Regions from separate parts of the Homo sapiens genome. Here all the other regions are linked to region 1. Evidence: chromatin contacts called from ENCODE Hi-C or POLR2A ChIA-PET data. All regions are on one chromosome and are shown on one strand. The core of a region is the stretch at or near the end of the contact, and the rest is flanking DNA. Distances in the headings are between cores, read along the strand shown. Region 1 holds the start of MIR1915HG (MIR1915 host gene). Region 2 holds the start of NEBL-AS1 (NEBL antisense RNA 1). Region 3 overlaps DNAJC1 (DnaJ heat shock protein family (Hsp40) member C1).

What was found. Hi-C counts contacts between places; a loop is a spot of excess contacts on that map. ChIA-PET counts read pairs that join two places held with the same protein, here RNA polymerase II (POLR2A). Pooled maps may share reads with other maps.
Region 2: a map of chondrocyte shows a loop between it and region 1 (2.8-fold over the local background). The contact joins the promoter of NEBL-AS1 here to the promoter of MIR1915HG in region 1. A Hi-C loop is called at or near these places in 2 of 168 maps with a recorded cell type or tissue (Caco-2 and chondrocyte) and 3 of 50 pooled maps. POLR2A ChIA-PET finds 5 or more read pairs at or near these places in 3 of 52 experiments (AG04450, WTC11 and activated CD4-positive, alpha-beta T cell).
Region 3: POLR2A ChIA-PET joins it to region 1 with 12 read pairs in WTC11. The contact joins the enhancer-like site here to the promoter of MIR1915HG in region 1. A Hi-C loop is called at or near these places in 1 of 168 maps with a recorded cell type or tissue (naive thymus-derived CD4-positive, alpha-beta T cell) and 4 of 50 pooled maps. POLR2A ChIA-PET finds 5 or more read pairs at or near these places in 4 of 52 experiments (H1, HepG2 and WTC11).

Annotation. Positions count from the first base shown.
Region 1 is chr10:21,494,940-21,499,701 of GRCh38, forward strand. MIR1915HG (MIR1915 host gene) reads right to left here and starts at 2,321. Exons shown (of 2, transcript NR_160800.1): 1 at 1,811-2,321; 2 at 1-1,006. MIR1915 (microRNA 1915) reads right to left here and starts at 1,702; the gene lies at 1,623-1,702. RefSeq lists an enhancer at 1-377 and silencers at 802-1,241, 1,292-1,341, 1,552-1,801.
Region 2 is chr10:21,171,052-21,175,813 of GRCh38, forward strand. NEBL-AS1 (NEBL antisense RNA 1) reads left to right here and starts at 2,939. Exons shown (of 2, transcript NR_046283.1): 1 at 2,939-3,056; 2 at 3,431-3,872. It also overlaps a transcript of NEBL not described here. RefSeq lists an enhancer at 2,518-3,408.
Region 3 is chr10:21,755,422-21,760,183 of GRCh38, forward strand. It overlaps DNAJC1 (DnaJ heat shock protein family (Hsp40) member C1), which reads right to left. Exons shown (of 12, transcript NM_022365.4): 11 at 3,749-4,197; 12 at 1,127-1,334. The coding sequence ends at 1,266. Among named protein-coding and RNA genes, the nearest start is that of MLLT10, 220 kb to the left of the region's middle. RefSeq lists an enhancer at 1,053-1,929. Within about 2 kb of position 2,455, at least 2 of the 41 ENCODE cell types and tissues checked have a DNase peak (open chromatin) inside an H3K27ac peak, as active enhancers do.

The DNA.
Region 1 (4,762 bases), core at 1,071-3,570:
CCCTCTGCTCTGCCGCTCCCGGTCCTGGGTGTGCGGGAGTCCCGGGGGTCCCTCTCCTGGACGCAGAGGAGGAATTTGGAGCAAAAGGAAGGGAATTTACTGCGGATGGCACCGGAACCTGAATTGACTTGTGCGTTTCCTGCTCTGGGCACGTAGGTTTCCCCTAGGAATCTGGAGTTCGCTGAGGACACTTAATTCCAAGAGATGATGGGTTCACATAAACATACCATTTAGTTAAGAAAAATATTTAAAATAAAGAAAAAAGAAAAACTGAACTTCGATCTTCTTCTCCACGTTCCCTGGTGTCACCAAATAAACAAAGCATTCGGACGAGAGTGGGCTGCTGGGGGCTCGGGAGGTGCGCGAGACAAGGTTACCCTGCGGGTCCGCCACTGCCCCCGGCCTCCAGCACTGCACTGCCCACGAGTTTGCGGGGTGTGAGCGCCGAAGGAGAACCCCGGACCGCCCAGTCTCAGCCTAAAAACTTGGATCCAAGAGTCCTACGGTTGTGGATGTGCCAGTCCTCCGCGACCCTTTCCTGCTGGCCTTCTGCTTTTTATAAACGAAAATAAAAGTTTGATTTAGGCTTAAAGAAATGTCATTCTGGTCGTTCCTCCCTGAAGCGGGACTTACTCAACCTCATATACTCGCCCGGAATTTTCAATCTCGCCTGTCGAAATCGCTAGCTGCGCATCCGCGGAAGAAGTCCTGGATGAGAGGTAGGGTGAAGGGATCAAGCAGATAGCAGCAGGCATCAGCACACTCCGGCCGTTCCGGACGGTCAGGCCCGCCGCTACAGGGAGAAGTGCGGCGGATGGAGCCAGGGCTGCGGGTTGCGCGCGGGCTGGGAACCCGGTGGTGCCACCTTAAGAGTCGGGTCCGCGCAGCGGCTGCGGAGGCGCCCGGCACCTGCAGGGGGCGCTGCTGCCCCGTGGTTTCTCCCGCGCCGCCGCGTGCAGCGGGCCTGGCAGCTCCGGGGCCCCGGTCCCCGGAGGGGGTGGGGACGCTGGGGGAGGAAGGGAGCGAAGTGCAGCCGTTAGGTAACGAACCCGAACCCTCCCGGATTCAGAAGCGGCCTCAGTGAGGCGTTTGCTGGAGGGAGCTTTCCATCATTCGGCCGCGAGAGGAAACGTGGGGAGGCGCCCTCCCCTGCCCCCACCGCCTGCCTTCCTGCCTCCCTCCACCTCCGCTCCCCGACCCCGACCGTGCTTCCCAGACCCTTTGTTCTCGAGGTTGGGAACGGCTGGGTGGGGGTTCCCCGGGGAAGAGGTCCCCCGCGCCGCTCGGAGGGGAAGGGACTGTCGCCTGCCCCGCACCCCAGCCCTCCCCAGTGCCGTCCCCCTTTCCCCCGGCCCCTTCCATCGCGTCCACGCGCTTCCGTTCTCACTCGGACTCCCCCAACTCCCGAGCTCCGGCTCCCCAGCCTGCACGGTCTGCAAGCCCGCCTCCCTTCCCACTTCCCCGCCACCTCTGAGGTCCCCGGGAAGAGGGGAGGAGAGGGAGACGTGTGGGGGAGGAGAAACCACAGAGCCTTCTCGGCGCGGAGCATTCCCAGGGACCCTTCCAGGCCCCGACCCCTGGGACCCGCTGCAGAGGCAGGGCTTTCCCGGCGCCGCCGCAGGTCGCTAGGGCCGCCCCCGCCGCGTCGCCCTGGGGCCCACGGGTGCACGGCCCGGGCAGCAAGGCAAGGTGCGGCCTCTCAGCGCCAGGACCCGAGACCCCCAGCTGGAGAGAAGGGGACACCGTGGTCCGCGCCCTGGGGAGGCTAATTGCACACGAACGCCCCCCTCTTCCCCGCCCCCCACCGTACCCTCTGCAGCGCCACCCGCGTCGCCTCTCCGCCGTGCGCCACCCTGAGGGCTCCCGCGATTGCATCTTCTTGAGCACAGTTACCAATGCGTTCAGCTTCGTTTCTTACTCGGATGGAGACATCGCGGAGGGAAGCGAGGGGACAGGGATGCGGTAGTAGGGGAAAGGTGGGGCGGGAAACCGAGCAGAGAGGTGGGAGACTTGGCTGAGGCAATGGCACCAGGCAGGGCCGCCCGGAGTCCCGAGTCCAGGTCCGCGAGGCAGGCCCCGGTGCAGCCGCGCCCCGGCCGAACCCTACATGTCCTCTGTACTGTGGACACGAGTCCGCGGAGCGCCAGTCACACCCCCGCACCCCTGCAAGCTCCCGCCGTAGAGGGGGCTCGGCACCATCCTGGTCACAAAGTACGTGCCCCCACCCCCCACCCCCAGGTGAAGAGGACGCAGCCCGGCGCCGTCAGCTCCAGGCTGCCTGGAGCCCCCTCCGGCCTCTCGGCGCGACCCTGGTCCTCAATGGCTCGTCGCGAGCTGCGCTAGCTGCTCTCTCGGCAGCGGGTTCCCCAGGACACACCCAGTCCCCACCCCCCGAGAGCTGGCGGCCAGCTCAGGATGCCAGGCGGCCAGGCGGGCGCCCTGCCAAATTCCGCGTTCCTCTCCAGGAGACGGGGAGTTGCGTCCCAGGCTCGGGAAAGCCCGCAGTTCGGGCTTGGGACTCGCTTACAAAGCCCCCCAAGGCGCCAGGGACGCCTCTGCAGGTTGAATTCCTGCTCCGTATCACTTCAATTTTAATTAATCTTTTAAAACACCGCTGTCACGTCGCTTGCAGAAAATTAATCAAACTTGAATCCTTGTTGCATAGCAAGAATTTCGATCCGAGTCTTTTAAAAAGGACTTGACTTTGCAAAGTCACGTCTTTTACAGTTCCCTCATTCCCCCTTTAGCAAGGGAAATACTGCAAAAGTCAAGACATGTTTGTTTGGTTCTTTCTATCTTCAAAATGAAACTTTGCTTATTTCTGATCTTTATTTTCCTGTCTTTGAACAAAAAAAAATAACGAGATAAATTGCCTACCTCGATTAATTCAAAGTATAATTACTTTGAATGATCTTTGTTTAAGAGCCCAGATAAACTAAGATAATCTTAATTTTAATGTGACACGACCCCTATTTTTCCTTGTGAATAATGAGAATAAAGCAGTCATTAATTAATACCAAGATATCTCCATAGAAGATGGTATCTGTTCTCGCTGAGACACTGAAACATCAGTTGTATTAGTAATTGATACTGTATAATTGAACATGAAGATAGCCGTCTATTTTTAACCTCCAAGCTCAGAGTTTATTTGGTGATTATTGAGCTCCTAATAATTAATTTTTTTCCTTCTTACTGCATAAATAATTCTTACGACTCCCAGTTCCCATGCAATGCAGAGGCTTCTCATTAAAACCTACCCCTCAAAATATAAGATTGTGAAGCTATATTGTGCAGCAACTCCTTCTATTTCATTATTTGTAACATATTTCCTCTATTTCATATCTTCCTGGTGCATTTCCTTTGCTGTGATTTTCCTACTAAATCTATGAGAATATAACTATAACATCTTTTACCATAGCTTTGTCTTTCTGTGATCTCTTGGTTCAGTTTAATACACAATACTTAAGACTTCAATTTTTCAAGTTACTAAAATTTGAGGATGAGTTCCACTGAAGAATCAAAAATACTTGTATAGTGAAGTTGCCATGGATTATATTCCCAACCTAACACACAGTCCACTTTAACTCACACTTTTCTGTTGTTAAAAATAGACTTTGCTCAAACACATTCCCTTTTTCCAACTTGAGTTGAAGAGAGTTCTCACAATTTCCTGGGTTAAATGTACATGCTAACACAACCTTTGACATTAAAAAACAAATTCCCCTCCCGCGTTGGAGAGAAGTCTTCCAAACAGTCATGGAAATTTAGACTGTAGCTTTAAGGTATCTAATTATTTCTTAGCCTCAGTTATTTTGGGGCATCAGAATGATCTTCACTTTTTAAGTGGAAATGGTTATGATATTTTTCTCATACATACAAAAAACTCTCTACTTATTTTTCCAATAAAGTGTCTCCCAAGTATGACATGTTGTATACCACACAAATATTCTTAGTACCTCCGCTACCAAATCCATGCATTTTCCCTGTCAGTGCTCTATCTAAAATTCTGGAAAGTATAGAGGGTTTCCACTTTTATTTCCCCCTTAGTACAATTAAAACTTTAGGTCAATATATAACGGAGTGATTCTCTGCACTTGGATTTTATATTTTCCCACTATAATTTGGACTGGAATGGGATTAAAACAGCATCTAGAGTTCTAATCTTGGTTGATGTTTTGGTGTATTCACCGTAATGAGTCCTATTCTCTGGGGTCATGAAGCTCCCAAATGTCAATCAAGCAAACAGATTCAGAAATGCCATTGTTCGACTCCCACGTCACTCGCCTTCCTCTCATTTTATTTAACAATACCGGAGTTCTCTGATCAGTCATTCGGAATATGAGGCATTATCTGGGGAAAATTCACAAAGTGTCTTGATCTTTCTTTGGGAGATACTGTTAAGGGGTTTCCGCAAAGCATAAAGTGCTTGTTTATATTTCTGTCTTTGGACCGCACTGTGGATGGAAAGAACCAATGAATACTGCTTGAAAGGAAATCATACCGTAAATCCGTCAAAAATTAATTCGTCCAGTTGAATGTTACATTTCTATTTTCTGTTTTCGTGTTGGAAGCACCCTGATTTGTCACCAGAGGAGAAGTATGACCAGGTCTGGGTCCAGTTGACATGCCCCCACGTTCAACCCTGTCTATTTTCACCACTTAATACTATTAATGTGTTTAGTCTAAACTAGTTAACTAAGAATTTATTTGGGGGCGAGGAAGAGCCAACCTTTGCCCTGGGAGTTCTACCCAGCCCACTCAG
Region 2 (4,762 bases), core at 1,689-4,188, 320 kb before region 1:
CAGGCCAGGTGCGGTGGCTCACGCCGGTAATTCCAGCACCTTGGGAGGCCGAGCGGGGCAGATCACCTGAGGTCCAGAGTTCGAGGCCAGCCTGACCAACATGGAGAAACCCCGTCTCTACTAAAAATACAAAATTAACTGAGCATGGTGGCGCATGCTTGTAATCCCAACTACTCGGGAGGCTGAGGCAGAAGAATCGCTTGAACCTGGGAGGTGGTGGTTGCAGTGAGCCAAGATCATGCCATTGCACTACAGCCTGGGCAACAGGAGCAAACTTCTGTCTCAAAAAAAAAAAAAAGAAAAAAAAAAAAGAAAGAAAGGAAAAGAAAGAGAAAACTTAACCATCAGGGCCAAGAGCTTACAGTTGAAAGCAGTCTGGGGTAGGGGGATGTTCACAGGAGTGGAGAAACATATGCCCCTGGGCAGCAAGGTAGACATTTGGAAACACTAGCCAAATCAAACCACCAGTAGCCTCCAGGAGTGATCTGAGCCCCCTCCTGAGCCTGATCCTCTCAAGGCCGCAATTTCATTACCCGCCACATGGGGGTAATAATAGTGTCCCCTAACTCGTAGGGTCGTTGTAAAGATTAAATGATCAGTATGCATAAAGTGCTTAGAACAGAGCTTGACACACGGTGAGCGCGATATAAATGCTAGCTAATTGCTATTCTAGGCTAGCAGCATGCCTACACAAAAGCCTTCCAAAGAAGGCTTACCTTTTTTAATCCCCACCTACTACAGCACTAACCAGTCGGAAGTACCCGGTCTACTTCAGTCGGTCTACTACAAACGACCTACTACTAACCAGCCAGGAATACCCATGTCTTTGGTTCCATTCTCCAAACCATTCTTTGATTTCCTGTTTAAGCCCAGAATCTCTGCAGTGGTCTCAGCTAAGACCAAATGAGCAAGACTCCTTTCCATAGCAACTAGGTTCAGGTATGAAATTGCAGTATGGCAACATCCTATGATTAAAATGGAAATTGACACAGGATTAAAATGGAAATCTACCTGACATGCACTTCAGAGCCCACACGTTCTCAGTGGGGAAGTTCAGCAGCTTCTAATAAGTGTCCCTAAGGCTGTAACACTGCGAACCTCAAAAACTAACCTGATTGAAGATGCATAGACGTTACCCAACACATTAGAAAGGTATAAAAAGCAGTGATCGTCAACAAAGTACATGGCCCCAGAGTCTGTGATATAAACAGGTAACTGGCCCCTGCCACACCTGGGTGACACAGTGAGTCAGTTCTTCAAAACAGGCAGGTCCACTGGCTCTCAAGCTCTGAGGCTGTGCCACACCTGGACAGCGTGTTGACAATACTTACGCATTACAATAGGGCTTCTTTTCATAGCCTTTGTAGTTGTTCATGTTGAGTGCCATCTTGCAGACCTCACAATGGAAACATCCTTTATGCCAATACTGGAAAAAAAAAAAAAACATTTAAAAATACAGTACAATGCCAGTTCTCACCAGGATGGGCACAGAAGGAAGGCTTTTTAGTGCATCACAGTCCCTGTAGCTGAAAATATTACAACAAAAAGAGTGTAGGGAACTGGGGATGTGTTTACCTACTTTCAGCTAAGTAAATAAAGCAGGCAGCTCTGAAAATGGAGTCTTAAAGGAAAACCCACCGCAATACACAGACGCACCATGGACGAACTGTCAAGGTTCTGTCGAAACAGCACTTCTTTGAGCAGCCAGAAACGATTTCTGAGCTCGGTTAATGAAGAAACGGGGCCCAGAGAGTGGCTTCGAAACCAAAAGGAATCCAGTTCAAAGTGTCTAAATGCAGGGTTTGTAGGATCTCAATAAATATGTGTTCACCCGAAGTCAGGCAAGCTGAGGGGGCTGCACGAGAGCTATGTAAGTACCCCTACACCTGACCAGCTTCCACTAAAATGCTGGACCTCGGACTCTGCCCGGGATGACTGTCAGGATGGCAGCTTGTTCTAAGGAAGCATTTGTATCTTCAGACGCAAATTTCCCCAGAACGCCCCTGGCTGGTTTCAACTGTCAGTCACTCCGGATCGCTCCTGGGTGTCTCTCTCCCGGGCTGTTCATCTCCGTCCCTGCCCGGGAAGGGCAGGGGGCAGGGCTGGAGGGGCCCGGCTACAGAACTACTTCCCCTGGAATTCCCCACCCGGTGGATTAGACACCCGTGGGTCCGGCTTGCCGCGCTGAGCCGGAGCTCTCCAGCAGGGATTATTCTTAGCAATGCGGCAGCGGCCGCCCCATGACATATTAATTACTATTTGCCTCTCCCCCTCGCCGCGGTCACAGGAGGCGCTGCGGGTGGGCGGTGAGGTGGGATCGCGGGCGGATCTGTGGGGCGGGGGGCGGGGGTATTGTGGAACACGAGTGGAGGTGGAGGGGGCGCGGCTCGCCGAAGTGCCCCCCTGGGTGCCCAGCCTGGTCCCTCCGGGGTCCGGGGCTGCGCACCGCCGTGCGCCCTCCGCAGAGGCTCTGCCGATGTCGCACCGCCCCGCACCGCGACAAAAGCCCTTCCCGGTTCCAACATCACAATCGCCAAGCGTGGTCTCTGACACTCCCGCTGGCGTCTTCGTTCGCGCGCCCTCCCCCCGTGCCAAGGCACACGCACACGCACCGACCCACTCATTGCTTTCCATCCCAGGTGCCAAAACTTCTCGAAGCAGGTGCAGCCCCTCGCCCGGCAGGTCCAGGCTGGCCCGGCGCCCCCTCGCTCACCTTATCCAGGCAGTTGACTTTCTCGGTGGGATACACGACTTTTCCGCAACGGGCGCACTGGGGGTTCATGATCGCGGTTCCCGGGGGCGGCGGCGGCGGCGGCTGCTGGCTCCCAGGAGCCGCTGTGACATCCCCCGGCGAGCCCCGCACCGCCTCCTGGCAGGCGGGAGGGCTGCGGGCGGCGGGCGCCGGGTAGGGAGTCGGCGCCGGGCCACGGGTGAGTGCACGGGGAGGGCGACGGGGCCTGGCGCCTGGGGCCGGCCGCGCTCTCGGGCTCGCAGGCGCTGGGTCTCGGCTCCGGCTCCGGCTCCGCGCCGCTGGCTCTGCGTCGCTCGCACTCCAGGTACGGGTGACTCACACAGTCACTCGCGCCCGCCCCTCGCGCTCACTCGCTCCCCCGCCTCGCCGCCGCCGCCGCGCAGGCCAAACCCACCGGCGCGCCCGGACCGAAGTGGCAGGGAACGTGCACGTCGGGCACCCTGGGAGGGAGGGCGCAGCGGGGGAGGGGGCGGGCAGAGACCCGGAAAGCTCCGCAGACCGCCGTGGGTGCGACTGTGCGGCCTGGGGAGTGAGCCTCGCGCCACCGCCGCTGCAGGCCGGGGAGCCCAGGTGGGCGGCGGCTGGGGAGGGAGGGATCCAGGCGGGGGAGGTGACAAACACCGGTGGGGAGAGTGCTCAAACCCGCGTACTCCCTTCCCTCCCTCTTCTCTTCCCCAGCCGGGGGCACCCTCATCCCAGGCTGACTGACGTCCCTGGCACCCAAATGTCGCGGGGAGTGCGGGGCCAGGGTGCGCCCTCCCTCCTCCTCCAGCCAGTGAAACCCGGGACAGCGGCACCCAGCCCCAGGGCGGAGGCCGTCTCTGCTGCGCGCAGCGACGCACCCAGGCCCAAGGGCCGGGAGATCCGCGGGGAACCCGGAGACCTGCGTCCCAGAGGGGCCGAGGGTTGCACCGCGCCCGCTCCCACGGGCCTCTTCCGAGAGGACGCTTCTCCCTCGTGTCCGCGGGAAGTCCTCGGATCCTGGATGAGAAAGAGCCTTCTCTCACCGGCTCCCAGACCCCGCGCTTTTTAATACCTGTCCTTGCAGAGCGACTGGTCATTTTAGGCCCGAGTCGAGCCTCTCTTGATTAATAAATGAATATGGCTCGTTTTGTTTTAAGTGTGCGTGGATGTATACGTTGTATTGTTTTGCAATTCAACACCGCAAAGATCTGGGAAAAGTTCTTCACCTGCATTAAGGAAAGCAATTACAAACTCGTAGTCCAAACCAGAAGAGCCAGAAAATCAAGTAGAAGGCTCAGGGTAGGATGAAACCAAAGGGAACAGGAATCGTTTCTTCCTTTTAATAAGATGTCAGGTTATTGGACTCACTTGATGAGAGGCAGCAAAATGAATCGAACACAGCCTGGGTTCAAAGCCTGACCCCGCCATCTAATGATGTGACCTTCTGCAAATTCTTAGTCGCTCTATGCCTCAATTCTTTAATCTACAAAATGGGAATAAGGACGCAGCTACCGAACAGCTTCTACTCTCCTGCTGTGAGGATTAAATGAGTCAGCAGTTCCGAACTGCTTCAATCGGCCTGGCTCAAGGGAAGCTCCACGGAAGAGTCAGCTAGGATTATTATAAATTGGTTATAACAAAGAAGCGAACACATTCCGTTGCTAGCGCACAGATTAAGACTCAATAATGCCACATACCAACTGCCACTGCTCTGACAAATATTTCTGTCATTTCAAAAAAATATCATGGCTGCAGCTTTTCATGACAAAAGAAAACCATTGGTTTCTGGGCCTCTTAAACAGCTGCACTGATGGACATATTCATAATAATGCTGTACTGTTTGACTTTCCAGAAGATGTAACTTCTTTAAAGGATTCACCAAATTCAACAGCCCCTGAGCCACTCACTCACTGCCATGTTCACAAGTCCACCTCAAAAGCAAATAAAATGAGAATTTGCTGTCAGAGAGGATCAGCTGTCTTTTAAAAATATTTCAGAGCTCATTAGAAATGTATGACGAGGGGAAAAAAAGTATGTGATCGCCTG
Region 3 (4,762 bases), core at 1,205-3,704, 260 kb after region 1:
AAACAAACAAACAACAAAGAACGTGGTGTTTAGATTTGGGTCCCATCCCTGAGCCAACTTATTATGTATATGTAAATATTCCAAAATCAGAAAAAAAATATGCGAAATCTGAAACTTGTCTCAAAAATTTTGGAAGAGGGCTTGCAATGTGCTGTTTTTTCACTTTTCCGCTGCTCTTTTTGGGATGAGGGAGTTGGGTATGAGGTGTAAGTTCCCTACGTCTGCTCGGCCTGAGACCTGAGGCAGCCTCTGTCACCTCCTGTCAGGGAAAGGGCTGGGGACTTACCTGGTTCCACGTCCTCTGTATAGAAAGAAGCTTGCACTGCAGAGTGGGGATCTCTGCCACCCAAACTTTCCTCCAGGAAACTGTACCCTCACTTTACTCCTTAGGGAATATGACGTCTTTAAGATATTTTATCAAATCACGTCCCTTAACTGTGTTCTGGTTATCTTCATGATTTTCAAGTTTAGGCAAGCTGTGTTCATCACACTATTTCCACGCCCTGAGCAAATGACAGAAGATTTAAAAGGAGCGCTCAGCTGACAGTGACAGTTCAAACATAGCATGAAAGACTTCGACAGAAAGTAATAGTATAAAATAGTGATTTTTAACTTAGGTATGAAAAAACGGTCCCAATTTCATCATTTCCTGAAAACGGTCCTGCATGTTCTCTGGAAATTCTATCAGGTGGGAACACATTTCTATCAAGCAGCTCAAACTTAGAGTGTATTACCTTATGTCCTCCTTCACCTAGACTGTTTTTTTTCCCTAGATATATTTAACTAATTAAGATAATCTCACATTGTTCTTAGCCAGCCAGCTGGATACCAACCTGGTTTTCTTCCTCCCCAAGCAATTGATCTTGCTATTCAACCCCCAATAAAGACACGAACTGCTGTGTTCTTTGGTCGTGGTTTTAGAGAAACATTAAATTTGAATTCTTACACATTAGTTTGTTCACATGTTCCTTCAAAACCACATATTTTTGCCTGATCATTAGAAAGCACTATTTGTTTATTCCCTAAGAAAGTACACTTTGAAGTGATGAGAAATAAAATAATCTGCAACATACCCAAATCCTTTTTCCCCCAGCACAGTATTTGTTTAAACAGTATAGCACAACACTCATCTTTTATTTATTTATTATTTTTTTTTACTAAGGCACATGACGTAGAAATATTGAGGTACAAAATGCAAATTTCTGCATAAGATTTTTAAGATATTCATTTTGGAAAATGAAGGTGAACATCATCTCCCAGAATATTCAGCTTTTAGCTTGTTTTTTCTTTTGGACCAGTTCAACCAGCAACTTGTACCTAGCGATACAGTCTTCCTGTAGGAAGAAAAAAAGAGAGGTGAGAACAGTCACTTGCACAAGTCAGTGTGGTCATCATGTGGCCGGTCTGCTGGCTTCTGCTCATGAAGAGCCTCACGTCCAGTCCCTCTGCCCAGAGTTCCCGGGATGTCCTGGAGTCCAGTCGCTCACAAGGCAGACCGGTCTGGGCAGTGCGAGAAGGGCTCCTGCAAGCCCAGCCCAAAGGGAAGGTGCTTGGCGTGGAGTGAGGGGCTGGGGCGGCCGTTTGTGAGGCGTACTAGCATCATAATCGGGTCTTTCAGCCTGCTAACTCTTATTTTCATGTTAACACTTCACTCTTTTATCACAACATGCTACTTTAAAGAAATCAAAAACCCTGGGGCCAGGTAGCCTATTAGTCTTCTTCCGTGGGTCTGGCTTTCCCTAGGCGCTGCTAAGACCTTTCCCGTGGGGAGCCAGCCCCCAGGACACTGGCAGAACTTGTGCTGGAATACTCATTCCTGCTCCTCCTGGCCCCACCTCCATCCCACCCTACAGGCTGCAGAGCCGCCCACTTCAGACCTCAGCTGGCCACAGCTGTCACACCCTGGGCTGGAGCTCAGGACCAAAGCAGAGGTGGGGTGATGGTGGGGAGAGGCCTCATTATTCTCACATTGATCACAGGAACTTTCCAGAATCTATTCTGTTTCTGTTCCAAAAATAATGACCCTGTGGTTCTGTAGCTTTTGCTGACTAAGGGTCCAGTGCAAAGTGACTTTATCAGCTGCCTGGGACAGAGAAAGGATGTTTACTCTCCTAGGATTTTAGCTTAGTGGTGTTATGAGAGTCTCTTCTCAGGGTTTTTTTTCTGCATCCCCAAAGATTACTTGCCTAAGGTCTTTAAAGATATCAGTCTTTCCTTAGTAGCTATGCTGTCCCTAACAACATACTGCCAAAACCAGATGTGGCCAGACCCAGCACTTAACCCCAGAAGGACAGTGTGCTCGGAGCTCTGAGCTGAGCCGTGCACGGCAGCCAGGCCCAGGCTCCGGGACAGCAGGAAGCTCAGCCCTGCCTCGCTCTCAAGTCAAGGCTTGAGGGGAACACCCGCAGGCTGAAGAAGCCCTGCTCATTGCTGGTTGAAAACCGGAAGGTTTCCAGCCCCCCAGGTATGAGTTTCTGGGTGTTCTATCCTTAGGAATCCAAGCTCCAGCCCCTTCGTTTATAAGCCAGTGTGGACTCATCACACATGAAGACGTCTGCCTGTGTCCTGACAGATGCTAGAGAAATTCGGGTAGAATAGTTACTTCTGCAAACCAGTCGGAGAGGCTGGGAGAATCTGCGCTTCTCAAATATATCAACAGCTAACCGTTTATTTTTCTCCCCAGGAACTCTCAACTTTAATCATTTTAAAGTAGGTGGAGAAAACTACACCTGTACACTCAGGGACATGCATGGCCATGAGCTGGATTTTCCAACATAGAATTTCAATTAAAAAAAATAAGAATGTAAATGAGCATGAGTGTGCCCAGAGGCGACTGAGGGAGGCACAGACAGCGGAAGAGATCGGGGCTTTTGATTCTCACTGTTCCTGGTTCCTCGACTAACAATCTAGCTACAGGGAAAGAAGCCTCAAGAGACACTGTGTTAGGATCACACCCTGGGGCTCTCTGCAGCGCCTCATGGCCAGATCACAGGAAAGAGGCCGCCCAAGCCCGGTGGGTGGGCTCTCCACAGGGCACTCCCGCCCCCTCCTCCCATCTGAGGACCATCTCAGAAATATCTGAGCAGGCACCAAGAGCTACCAGCAGGGAGAAAGGCCAACTACAAACGGCCACGGCCGTGGAAAGTAAGCCGAACCCTAGCTGTCGCCTGGCACTGACCACATACGGAGATGGCCTCAGGGCCTCTGGACAGCCACCAGGTGTACCTGCTGAGTCCAAAGTTATTCACATGGCAGAATCGAAGATGATCACGGTAATACCATCTATACCAGCTATCCCTTTGGTCAAAGATTTGCTACACAGCCAATGGGCCTTGTGATTTATGAACCCTCAGCCTGGTTCAAAGGAGCTTTCCATCCTGACCCTTCCCAGCTGCTGCATTTCACGGTGAGGCAGCGCCGGCTGAGCCTCCCATGTGCCCTTAAAACCTAGCCGGAGTGGGCGAGTTCTCAAAAAGGCAGGCAGGTGCTGTGGGTGAAGTTTCTATAAGCAGCTGCCCTGTGGGATGATGAAACTTAGAATCTTGAGCTCATCTACACACATGAACCACCTGAATGCACAGATTCACACGCTCTAGGGAGAAATATACTGGAAGATAAATGGGAAAGAAGAAATCACGGGGCAGGTGTCAGTAGATAGGAATGAGGGAAGAAGCTGCAGGCAGACAAGCTGTGGCTCCTCTGGTGGGATTCTAACACCTGTGCAGAGGCCTCTTTCCCCATCACTCACCTTGCTCTTGGACGGGACACATCTGGCTATTTTGTCCCAGCGGTCAGAGGATCCCCTTGGGTACTGCTGCAACGCCAGTTCCAGAAGTTTCTGTTGATTTTGAGTCCACGGCTCCTCTGCAGACCGAGCTCTCTCTTTTCTCAGGCTCTCCTCGTCGCTGGACTCGTTTTGTTCTGCTATGTCAAAGTCCTTCTGCCGCTTGGCTCTGGACTTCTCCTCTGGCTCCGGCTTCGCTGTAGCCTCCAGCAGCCTGGCTGGCTTCCGCCTCCGAGGCCGGGCATCAGTGGCCCCGGTCTCCTGCTCACCGGAGTCTCCCTCCTGCTCCTCCTCCGCTGCCACCCCCTCTGCGTCCTCTCGCTGGGTGATCATGTCATCGGGCAAGGTGGTGGCCGTTTTGATGGGCCTGGAATTCTGAACTGTCGATTTGAGTTCGGAGAGTCTAACCATTCCTAGGAAAGAGGGTGTGCCACACAGAGGTGAAGGGCAAGGTGAATTAAGGAGACGGTGAGAACAGCAGCTGCCGGGCACAGAGCAGGCAGCGCACTAGGCATTTTGCATGCATGGTTTAATTTCATTTCCACACTACTCTATTCTAGAAAGATAGGGATCATTACCCTAATGTTACAGATGAGAAAAAGAAGACTCAGAAAGCACTAGAGTGGGATTTGAACCCACTTCTGTCTGATTCCAAGCCTTTGTCCCTTTCTCTACTCTGAGGAATAATGGGTATATAAAGAATCAGATTGTGAACAAGAATGCAAACATCTCTTTGAGAGGGAATAACCTGCTACTCAGTATAAGAAAGGATTCACTGGCTCCACTGGAAAGACAAAAATCAACTGGTCAAACCTTAAAACTGTGCTGCCTCTGGAAGGCAAGTGTATGAGTAAATTATACACTTACAAATAGTAGCTACAGTAAGAATTTTTAAACATGGAAAAGAAACATTTTATTAAAAAGTTTATTAGCTGGGCCTGGTGGTATACACCTGTATTCCTAGCTACTAGGGAGGCT